3 separate regions of the Homo sapiens genome follow, and all the other regions are linked to region 3. The links are chromatin contacts, found by Hi-C in ENCODE. All regions are on one chromosome and are shown on one strand. The core of a region is the stretch at or near the end of the contact, and the rest is flanking DNA. Distances in the headings are between cores, read along the strand shown. Region 1 holds the start of VCF2 (VCP nuclear cofactor family member 2). Region 2 holds the start of CCNB3 (cyclin B3). Region 3 overlaps LOC105377209 (a long non-coding RNA gene).

The links. Hi-C counts contacts between places; a loop is a spot of excess contacts on that map. Pooled maps may share reads with other maps.
Region 1: a loop to region 3 is called in a map of B cell, with 18 times the contacts of the local background. The contact joins the promoter of VCF2 here to the enhancer-like site in region 3. A Hi-C loop is called at or near these places in 3 of 168 maps with a recorded cell type or tissue (B cell, CD8-positive, alpha-beta T cell and naive thymus-derived CD4-positive, alpha-beta T cell), 3 of 37 single-sample maps with no recorded cell type and 10 of 50 pooled maps.
Region 2: a loop to region 3 is called in a map with no recorded cell type, with 18 times the contacts of the local background. The contact joins the promoter of CCNB3 here to the enhancer-like site in region 3. A Hi-C loop is called at or near these places in 2 of 37 single-sample maps with no recorded cell type and 12 of 50 pooled maps.

What each region holds. Positions count from the first base shown.
Region 1 is chrX:55,159,669-55,163,151 of GRCh38, forward strand. VCF2 (VCP nuclear cofactor family member 2) reads right to left here and starts at 1,517. Exons shown (of 3, transcript NM_001166701.4): 1 at 1,469-1,517. The coding sequence starts at 1,488. RefSeq lists enhancers at 1,180-1,479, 1,305-1,805, 1,806-2,306.
Region 2 is chrX:50,203,237-50,206,580 of GRCh38, forward strand. CCNB3 (cyclin B3) reads left to right here and starts at 1,529. Exons shown (of 13, transcript NM_033031.3): 1 at 1,529-1,714.
Region 3 is chrX:52,260,044-52,263,548 of GRCh38, forward strand. All of the region lies in intron 1 of LOC105377209 (a long non-coding RNA gene), which reads right to left. Among named protein-coding and RNA genes, the nearest start is that of SNORA11D, 71 kb to the left of the region's middle. RefSeq lists enhancers at 1,461-1,820, 1,633-2,134, 2,135-2,634 and a silencer at 1,507-1,765. Within about 2 kb of position 1,533, at least 38 of the 41 ENCODE cell types and tissues checked have a DNase peak (open chromatin) inside an H3K27ac peak, as active enhancers do; they include B cell and CD8-positive, alpha-beta T cell, where a contact is called at or near this core.

The DNA.
Region 1 (3,483 bases), core at 267-2,766, 2.9 Mb after region 3:
GACACTGAAGAGATATTTCTTGTATGCTGAATGTGGTTAGGCACTTACTGTTGCTATACCAGCTAATATTATGACATAGTTACTCCACTAGATTGTCACCATGAGATTGTGGCTGATTACTTCCTTGAAACATTCTTTTCTCAAAATTGTTTTCAATGATTGGTAAGATTACATCTTCAGTTTCAAGTTCCTTGTCAATAAGTAATCAGATTGCAGCGTTTGACATAGTTTTCACAGCACTCTATTATTAACCAGACATTTGCTTAGAGACTTACTTTTGAGTTTTTGGTACTCCTAAGAATGGCTGAGTTTACTCATTTTTATAATTTCATTACTCTTTAATCAATTCTCATCTCTAGGAGACTGAGTACTAGGAGACTCTAGGAGACTGAGTACTGAGTACAAAATGCCAAATAAAAAATCACGTAGAAAACTGCTCCTATATTACACTCCATTATGAAATGATTGATTATATATAAAGAAAAAATGACCGGGTGTAAATATTATTTTATTTCACAATGTTTATTGAGCATCCACTAAGTGCTAGGCACTCCTCCAGGTGCCAGGATAAAAGAGTGAAACAAACACATGCCACAGCTCTGCCTTCATTAGGGAGCATGGTGATGTTTGTCTTTGATCATGGTATTTTGAGTATTTGAGTATTTTGCGCTCAAGTTTTACTGAAACTTTCAACAGCTTACAATACGTTTGCATTGTTTTTAAAACAGAGTAATACTATGAAAATGATTTTTCAAAGTGTGAAGCTGAGTTTAAAAAGCGGAATGTTCATGAAACAATGTTAATCTCATTTTTTAAAATGCAACTTTACGAATGAAAAACATCTAAGGAAATTTATCACAGAATATGATTAATGGTCACGGCTGGGTGATCGGACTGTGGATAAGATTGGTTTCCTTTATTACGCTTTAACAGTCTAACCAAGTTTTCTACCATGAGATTCAGAGACGTTTGTAATGAAAGAATACATTGATAAAGGTCCATAGAACCCCAGTAACACGTGGAGAAAGATGACAAAACCAATCAGAGAAACAGAAATACCAGTTGCTAGGGTACCTAGCAGCCTCACCGAGGAAATGCCAATTTGAAAAACAGAATGCTATTGTCCACTGACTGAGTTTTCGCGAGGGACCACATCCCCACCTCACCCCCGCCTCCAGGGCTTGTAAGGCACTGACAACCAAAGAACCAGCATGTTCTTTCGGAGAAGGCTTCGCGGGATTTTTTTTCAAGCACGAAGGGCGGGGCACGAGGCAAGCAGGGCCGCGCCACCGGCCAACACTGTCACCTGCAGGTCATGAGAGCCGAGCGCCACCAACCCCGGAAGAAAATACATATCCGCTGCGTTTCCGCCCTGAGCCCCGAGATCTTGGCTGAGAAAGCAAAGCGTGATGACCGTGGGGACCAGAGCTCGGACTGGTACCGGCCGGAAAGGCCCCGACGAACTTACCGTACAGGGCAGCCTCCCATAGTCCTGCCCTCGGAACCATAGCAACCGCGCAGGAAGTTCCTGCGCCGCCGGAAAAACGCAGCCCGGAGGGCGGGGCTGGCCAAGGATTGACGGGCTCTGGGCCTGCGCATCGGAGCCCGGGGAGGTCGGCTCCTGTTTCCTCTGGGTCCGCCGCAGGCTCCCTTCCCTGCAGTTGGGAGCTGACGCCTGAGGGACGATCCGCTGAGGGTCAGGCTCTGCTGCGCGACTGCCCGAGCCGCCCCATGTTCGAGACCTGTGCCAATCCCATGGACATTCTCCTCCCACCCAGCCAGCCTCTGAACACGCTTCTCACGTGGCACACGCCCTGTCCTCGCAGCCCTCACACCGCTGATCCTCCTCGGCGACCTCAGCGCCCCCGGGGCTGACCAGGCCGTGGCCGGCGCCTCTCCGTCCTCGGGGGGGTCTCCTTCCCCCCACTTAAGTCTCTTCTGCCCGCGGTCATGCCCTGGGCCTCAGGAAAGACCGCGCCCCTCCACGATGTCCATTTCTTGCATCCCCCATTCTCATAACGGGCAGCACCCGATCGTGTCCTAACAGCTACCTCTTCCAGTGCCCCAGCATCCACAGCCTTTAGCCTCAAGGAGGCCTCCTCTCCACTAACCACAACCGCGTTCCTCACCATTCACCTTCCTTAGCCAGCTTACCCAAAGCTATTAACTCTCTCCTCCCTACTCTCCTGGCAGTCCCCCCGCCGCCAAGTAGACAAACAATGTACACCCTCCACAAGTGTACCTTCTCTGTCTAGTCTACTTACAAGATCCCTCCACAAGCACCAGCACCCAATTTTCTCATGATATTCACTGATATTCCCTTGAGAAAATAGAAGCAATCAGAGAAGAATTCACACCACTTCCCAACAGCAGTAGACCTGCACTTATAATCTTGGCTGCTTCCCTGGAGGAAGAGACAGGATCCTACTTGAGACCAGGCCCTTCACCTGGATCCTATGCCTTCCACCTTCTTAAGGGATCATCCTTTGCAGTTATGCTTTCTCCTGAATTATCATGTTCCTCTATCTGTATTTATTATCTAAAAAGTTGGCAAAGGGAGTGCTAGAGTTTAGGCTGATCCTGGTTCTTGCTGTTAAGTAGGTGATCTCACAGGGGGCTGCATTCCCTGAGGATGGAAGGGAAGATGTGGAAAGTGGCTGATTCAAGAACTAAAGATCATGCCATAAAGGAAGCCTAACCCAGCTAGGGGCTAGGTGACCCTGCAGCCGAGGCTGTGGAGTAGACAGCCCTGGACAGGGGACTTTTAGACTGCCATGTTTGTCGCTGCATTGTGCAATTTTAACAAGAATCCTGCTAAGTCAGTTTAGTTAGAATTTCCCATCATCAATATCTCAGTTAGGTTCCTCATCCCCCAGGTGATGTCTAGTCACCCTGGCCCACCTTCACCAACAATCCTGTTAGTTCAATTTAGCCACAATACCCCCTTACCCGTGGTGTTTCCTCTTAGTAATTTTCCGTCCATTGCTCCCCACCCTGCTCCTTGGCTATAAATTTCCACTTTTCGTTGTTGTATTTGGAGTGGAACCCAGTTTCTCTCCCTTCACTGCAAAACCCCATAGCAGTGGTCCCTACACCTATCTTGATGGTCCTGAATGAAGTCTGCCTTACCGTTCTTTAACAAATGCCATGAATAATTTTTTTTCCTTAACACCCTTCACTTGGATCCCATGCCCTTCCACATTCTCAAGGAACAAGCTTTTGTAATGATCATTCCTTTTACTTGAATCACCATGTTCTCCATGTCTATCGGATCATGCTATCGTCTACAAAGTGGGCAAATAGATGGTTAGAAATGAGGGATTTTGCTTTCAAGAGCTGATCTTGGTTATTGCTGTGTTGTAGGTGAGACCCCAAGGGGCTGCATTCTCTGAGGAAGGTGGAGGGGTTGGAGGGTATGGAAAGTGGCTGATTCAAGAGCCAGGGGTGCTACCATGGGGCAAGCTTAAGCCAGATAAGGACTAG
Region 2 (3,344 bases), core at 279-2,778, 2.1 Mb before region 3:
CTAGAAAAAACTATGAAGATAATAAAAATGGGACCTGCGTTTATAATATAATTATCATGAATAATGGCAAAAGGAAATTAAATGAAGTGAACCATCAGCCTTCATGAAATCACTGTCTGTCTGGTAGTCTTGCTGGGTGTCTTCCAGCCTCAGATTTAGCCTACCTTTTATGTGATGACACAATGACCATTTAGAAAATGGGCAGTGATGCCAATGATTATCAGACATCATTTACTGTGGACCAATATAATTGGGAACACCACTTCTTTTTCTCCTGATTTGGTTTTCCTGCCATGAGAGTACACAATGACATTTAGAGCAGCTTCATGCAACCATACTAAAGTGAAAAATTAGTCATTTTGAACATCTTGGCAGTGGAACTGTATAATTACTTCTGTCAAGTGTTTGTGTTTTGTCTGCATTGTACATATTTTTTCTTTCCTATGAGTGATTGGAGGAGTGGAGGGGGAAAATAAAGGACTTTTAAAGTCTATAAACATTATCATAAAAAAATTTCAGGGGGCAACTGCTAAAGATAAGTGGAGTCTTAGGAATGTTAGGGGTTCTTTTATAGGCAGGGGCTTAATTAGGCAGCTAAAGTTCTGTTCCATAACCTTGCGGTAGAAAATGACTTATGGCTAATTTTGAGGGGTGGGCTTGGCTTGGCAGTGGCTATTTCTGGTCAGGCTCTTCCCTTTTATAATTATGAAATTTCCTTCCCCTGATTTCCTAGAACATTTGCTTATTGTCAGGATAATTCATCTGACATTTACTAAATCTGGCCTTGTAGAGTTAATTACCTTTTCCTATTCCTAGATTACCTACATTGCAAGCCTAGAAGGTTATCTATCTCTTTTTCATTGCATCCACCACAATACTGGGCACACAGGTGGGCTCAAGACACAAGGTTTTGGAATTTTTAGGGCAGAAAACATAATTCAGAAATCACAGCGTCATGGGATCTGTAAAAATGACCAAAAAACTTGGTTAGCTATCTGAGTGGGCAGGCTTCTTTCCCAGAGCAGTAATTGTCACACTTTGGCGTGCATCAGAATCACCTGGAGGGCTTCAGTTTCTCATTCTACGGGTCTGGAGTGGGGACTGAGAATTTGCCTGGTACTGTGTATTACATGCATTATCTCAATTCACGCACAGCCTTATGAAATGCCTACCACTTTAATTATAAATGACTCGCTGGAGCGCAGAGGCCACGTGACTGGTGGGGGTGCTTGGCAGCACTGGCCACTTCCATCGTCTTGGGGGTGGGGGTGGCGGGGCGCGCGCGTGTGTGTGTGTGGTGATTAGCATGCCTTTTATTTCTTTCAGGGTCTGGAGATAGAAGAGAAATTCCCTGAGAAAAAGAAAAGTAGAAAGGTATTTACTCTGATCTTCTGGCCCCATCTGGTGGTTTTAAGTCTGACTAAAAAAAAAAAAAAAAAAAGCGCTGATTCGTGATCTCCCCCTGCTGGTGAGAATGGTGGGGTCAATCCGGCCGCCTCTCGTACCAGTTGTTCTGAGGTGCATTTCTGTGGAAGCATTTCCGTCATTCTGAGACAGTTGGGCTGAGGCGGTTGGTCGCCTCTCTCTCTCTCTCTCTCTGTTCCTCATCTACATTTTGATTGGTTTATTTTTGTATTGTTTTCTTTCAGTTTCCGATAGGTGGAGAACATTCTGCTAATAGCTTTTCTTCCAGTCCATTTGTGGCTTGTTAAAGGTACAACATGTATTGTCAGTCGTGACGAGAGCTTTTTGCCTTATATATTGATTATATATTATAAATATAGAAGTATATCCTGTGTCAGGCTGGAGATGTGGGAGGAAAACTGGCTGAGGGAACTAGCCTTTAATTAGTTTATTTCCTCCCTGTCAAACCAACAAACTTTTCTGGAACATCTGAAAAAATAACCTTTAAAAAGTACTTCAGGCTGACCGTGGTGGCTCACGCCTGTAATCCCAGCACTTTGGGAGGCCGGGGCGGGCAGATCACCTGAGCTCAGGAATTCGAGACCAGCTTGACCACCATGGCGAAACCCCGTCTCTACTAAAAAGACAAAAATTAGCCGGGCGTGGTAGCGCGCGCCTGTAGTCCCAGCTACTCGGGAGGCTGAGGCGGAAGAATCGCTTGAAACTGGGAGGCAGAGTTGCAGTGAGCCAAGATGGTGCCACTGCACTCCATCCTGGGTGACAGAGCAAGACTCTGTCTCAAAAGAAAAAAAAAACTTAAATATACAGTTACTTGGTGACAAAATGTTTATCCTGCCCTGCAGATAGTGTATCAGTGAATGAATGTATTAAACATTACAGCTGGGTGCAGTGGCTGCGGCAGGAGGATGGCTTGAACTGGGAGGCAAAGGTTGCAGTGAGCCAAGATGGCGCCACTGCACTCCAGCCTGGGCGACAGAGTAAGACTCTTGTCTCAAAAGAAAAAGAATTAAATAGCCAGGCGCAGTGGCTCACGCCTGTAATCCCAGCACTTTGGGAGGCTGAGGCAGGCGGATCACGAGGTCAAGAGATCGAGACCATCCTGGCCAACATGGTGAAACCCCGTCTCTATTAACAATACAAAAATTAGCTGGGCATGGTGGCATGCGTCTGTAGCTACTTGGGAGGCTAAGGCAGGAGAATCACTTGAGTCCAGGAGGCAGAGGTTGTAGTGAGACGAGATCGTGCCACTGCACTCCAGCCTGAACGACAGAGTGAGACTCTTGTCTCAAAAGAAAAAAAAATTAAATAGCTGGGCACGGTAGCTCACGCCTGTAGTGCCAGCACTTTGGGAGGCTGAGGCAGGCGGATCACGAGATCAAAAGATCGAGACCATCCTGGCCAACAAGGTGAAACCCCGTCTCTACTAAAAATGCAAAAACTAGCGGGACATGGTGGCATGCGTCTATAGCTACTTGGGAGGCTGAGGCAGGAAAATCACTTGAGCCCGGGAGACAGAGGTTGCAGTGAGCCGGGATGGCGCCACTGCACTCCAGCCTGGCGACAGAGCGAGATTCCATCTCAAAATAAATAAATAAATAAATAAATAAAATATACTATTACTTGGTAACAGCTGGGCGCTGCGGCTCACTCCTGTAATACCAGCACCTTCGGAGGCTGAGGCGGGAAGAAAGCTTGAGGGCAGGACTTTGAGACCAGCCTGGGCAACATAGCAAAACTTCCGTCTCTACCAAAAAATAAATGAAATAAAATAAAATTAGCAGTGTGTTGTGGTGCCCGCCTGTAGTCCCAGTTACTCGGGAGGCTGAGGTGGGAGGATCACTTGAGCCTGGGAGTGGGAGGTTGCAGTGAGCCGAGATCATGCCACTGCACTCCAGCCAGGACGACAGAGCAAGACTGTC
Region 3 (3,505 bases), core at 283-2,782:
ATCTATTATAAATAATCAGAGATGGTAAAAAATATATGTGTGCAAAAGTATTCTTTTCATTTAATGAAGGGATAAACTTTAAGAAATCTATCAATGTGCTTTCCTCCTACACATTTCCTTGACTGAATGGCCCTAAAAACTAGTAGTATGAATTTTCTACTAGAAGGCAGAAATGGGAAATTGAAGGAAAGGTGTCAGCTCTATGTAAATCTGAAGAGTACATTTTATCAAACTCGGTCTCATGGATTGCAAATCCTAATACACACATTGTTGTGAATACTGGAGATAACAACAACAATAATTATATGTCTACAATTGCCAGGAACTAAGAACCTGTTGTGCTATTTATGGTGACCACCATCCTCCATGAAGCACGTGCTATTATAACCTTCATTTTGCTCACGTGGAAACTGTGATACAGGAAGAAGCAGTAAATTGCCAAGGTTCTTGGGGTTCCTCAAAGAGGGCACTGGCGTTCAGATCACCGGTCTATCATACACAAGATTATACGCTGGTTTACAGAACGTTTTCCTGCCTCCAGTGCAAGAATGAAATAAAAGACAAACTGGGTAGAGTGTAAAACAGCCAGCAAAACTTTTTTCAAAATGGTAATAATTTAATGCTCACAATAAAGTGCTAAGTGGAAGGGTGAGGGGGAAGCCACGTTGTTTCATCCAGTATCATCCAAACATTATTTAAAAATACACCGTATTTACAAAGATAAACATCTGGAAGAAATAAGGTACTTGTTCATGTATTCAAAACTGTATGTTAAGAACACTCCTCTACACTCTTGTCAGTTTGCCGAAAAGGCAATGGTGAGCAAAAACAAAGCAGAACAATCACAGTTTCTGTTCTTAGAAAGGTTACATGATCACATTTACCAATGAGATAGGGGGTCAGGGGTTATTTTTGCTTTCCATTTCAGTTATTAAGTATTTTTTCGACGCTTCTAGACTGTGTATTGTTTTAGAATGGGAAATGAATAAAAATTTTCAAGCATTTTTCAAATGATTTTTAGGACACGGTAACTCACACTGAAAATCTGAGTTTAAAAAAGATGAACTAACGATGGAATATGAACTCGTGTTTAAAATGCACCTTTGGGAATGAAAAACTCTAAGGAAACAACAAATATTATCAGTGGTCATTGCTGGGTGATGGGACTGAGGGTAAGACTGGCTTTCTTTATTACACTGTATTTGTCCTCCAAATTTTCTACAGTGAGGTTGAGTCACTTCCATAATAAAAGAGTGCGTGCATTTATCAATATAAAACCAGGTCCACAAAGCCCAGTACAACCTGGGGACAGTGAATGACAAGACCATTGAGAGAAGTCAAAATACAAGTTACTAAGGAACCTAGGCATCATCTCAAGAGGAATGCCAATTTCAAAAGCAAAAAGATTTTGTTCATCAGCTCTGAGTTTTCTTAAGAGACACTACCCGCTCCGCTTCACCCCCTAAAAAACAGGCAGCCCCAGCAGCAGGACTTGGCAGGTTTAAGAACCAACCTCTTCTCTCAAAAAAGATTCCGCGGCATTTTTTTCAAGCAAGAAGGGCGGGGGGAGAGGCGAGTTGGGCGTATCCATGGAGCAATATTGCCACCTGCAGGCCACAAGAATGAAGCGCCACCAACCGCGGAAGAAAATTCATCCTTTCTACTGCTTCTCGGCAAAGAGCCGGTAGAGCTAACCTGAGGAAGCTACGCAGAATGAAGATGAGGACCAGAGAATAGACTAGTACCGGTCAGACAGGCCCCGACGAACCGGCCGTACAAGGCAGCCTCCCATAGTCCCGCCCTCGGAACCATAGCAACCCAGCAGGAAGTTCCTGCGCCACCGGAAAAAGCAGCTCTCGGGGCGGGGCTGGCCTAGGATTGACGGGCTCTGGGCCTGCGCATCGGAGTCCGGGGAGGTAGGCGCTAGTCTCCTCAGGGTCAGCCGCAGGACTCCTTCCCTGCTATTGAGAGTTGATGGCTCAGGCTCGCGACCGCTGAAGGCCAGGCTCTACTGCATGGCTGCACCAGCCGCCTCACGTTCGAGACCTGTGCCAATCCCATGGACACTCTCCCAGCCAGCCCCTGGACACGCTTCTCATGTGACGCACGCCCTGTCCTCCTCTCAGCCCTCACAGCACGGATCCTCCCCGGCGACCTCAGCGCCCCCGGGGCTGACCAGGCCGCGGCCGGCTCTCCTCCGTCTTGAGGGGGCCTCCTCCTCCCCACCTAAGTCTCCTCCGCGCGCGGTAATGCTCTGGGCCTCAGGAAAGACCGCGCCCCTTCACGATGTCTATTTCTTGCATCCCGCACTCTCATCATGGGCAGCACCCCATCCAGTCCTAACAGCTCCCTCTCTCCAATGTCCCAGCATCCACAGCCTTCAGCCTCAAGGAGGCCTGTCCACTGACCCCAACCGCGTTCCTCACCATTCACCTTCCTTACCCAGCTTACTCAAAGCTATTAACTCTCGCTCCTCAAACGCATCTCTTCATTTTCCTTCCTCCCTACTCGCCTGGCAACCCCCTGCCTTCCCCCGCCCCCCTGTAACCAAGTAGACAAACAATGTGCACCCTCCACAAGTGTACCTTCTCTCTCCTCTCCCTACAATAGCCCCCACAAGGACTAGCACCAACTCTTCTCATGATATTCCTTGATATTCCCCTGAAAAAACAGGAGCGATTGGAGAGAAACTCTCACCACTTCCCAACAGCAGTGGGCCTGCACTTGTAATCTCAGCTGCCCCACTGGAGGAAGTGACAGGATCCTACTTGAGGCCGGGCCTTCACCTGAATCCCATGCCCTCTACCTTCTCAAGGTAGAGACTTTTGTAGTGATTATCCCTTATTCCTGAATTGTCACATTCTTTCTTTATTCTGGATTCTTCTGTCATCTATAAACATGCTCTTGTTTCTGACATTTTATACAAAATGTAATAAAACAGAAATCAGTTCCTTATCCCATATTTCTCCAAGGTAATGACACATTTCCCTGATGCTCCAAGCAGCAAATCTGTCTTCCCTTGTTCTATAATCATTATCATTACAAACCTCTTCAATGCAGCTTCTACCTGCTCACCTCTCAACAGAAAAATGCTTTTGTTAAAGGCACCGATGGCCTTCATATTGCCTAACACTATGATCACGTCCTCATCCTTTTACACTATATGTCCAGATGCCTTCAGTACATCTGACACCTCCCTCCTTCTCAAAGCTACTCTCCTCCCTCCTTCTTTATTTCCCTCCCTGTCTTCTCTCCTCTTTGCCCTGCCTTGTTTTTCTTCTTAATCATAAAATTATTTTATTGATATTTTAAGTGGCATAAATACAATAAATTTGAGGGAGAATGAGGAAGATGTTAGCTAATGAATAGGTCATGTAGGCCTCCACAAAGCTTCAGGACTAATACAGACATGAACAGACACCTGAGCTTGCCCTTGTAACTCCGCGAACACACCACAAGCTTCAGGATAGTTTGTCTCTGATGCTCAAGTAGTCTCAGGAGTTAC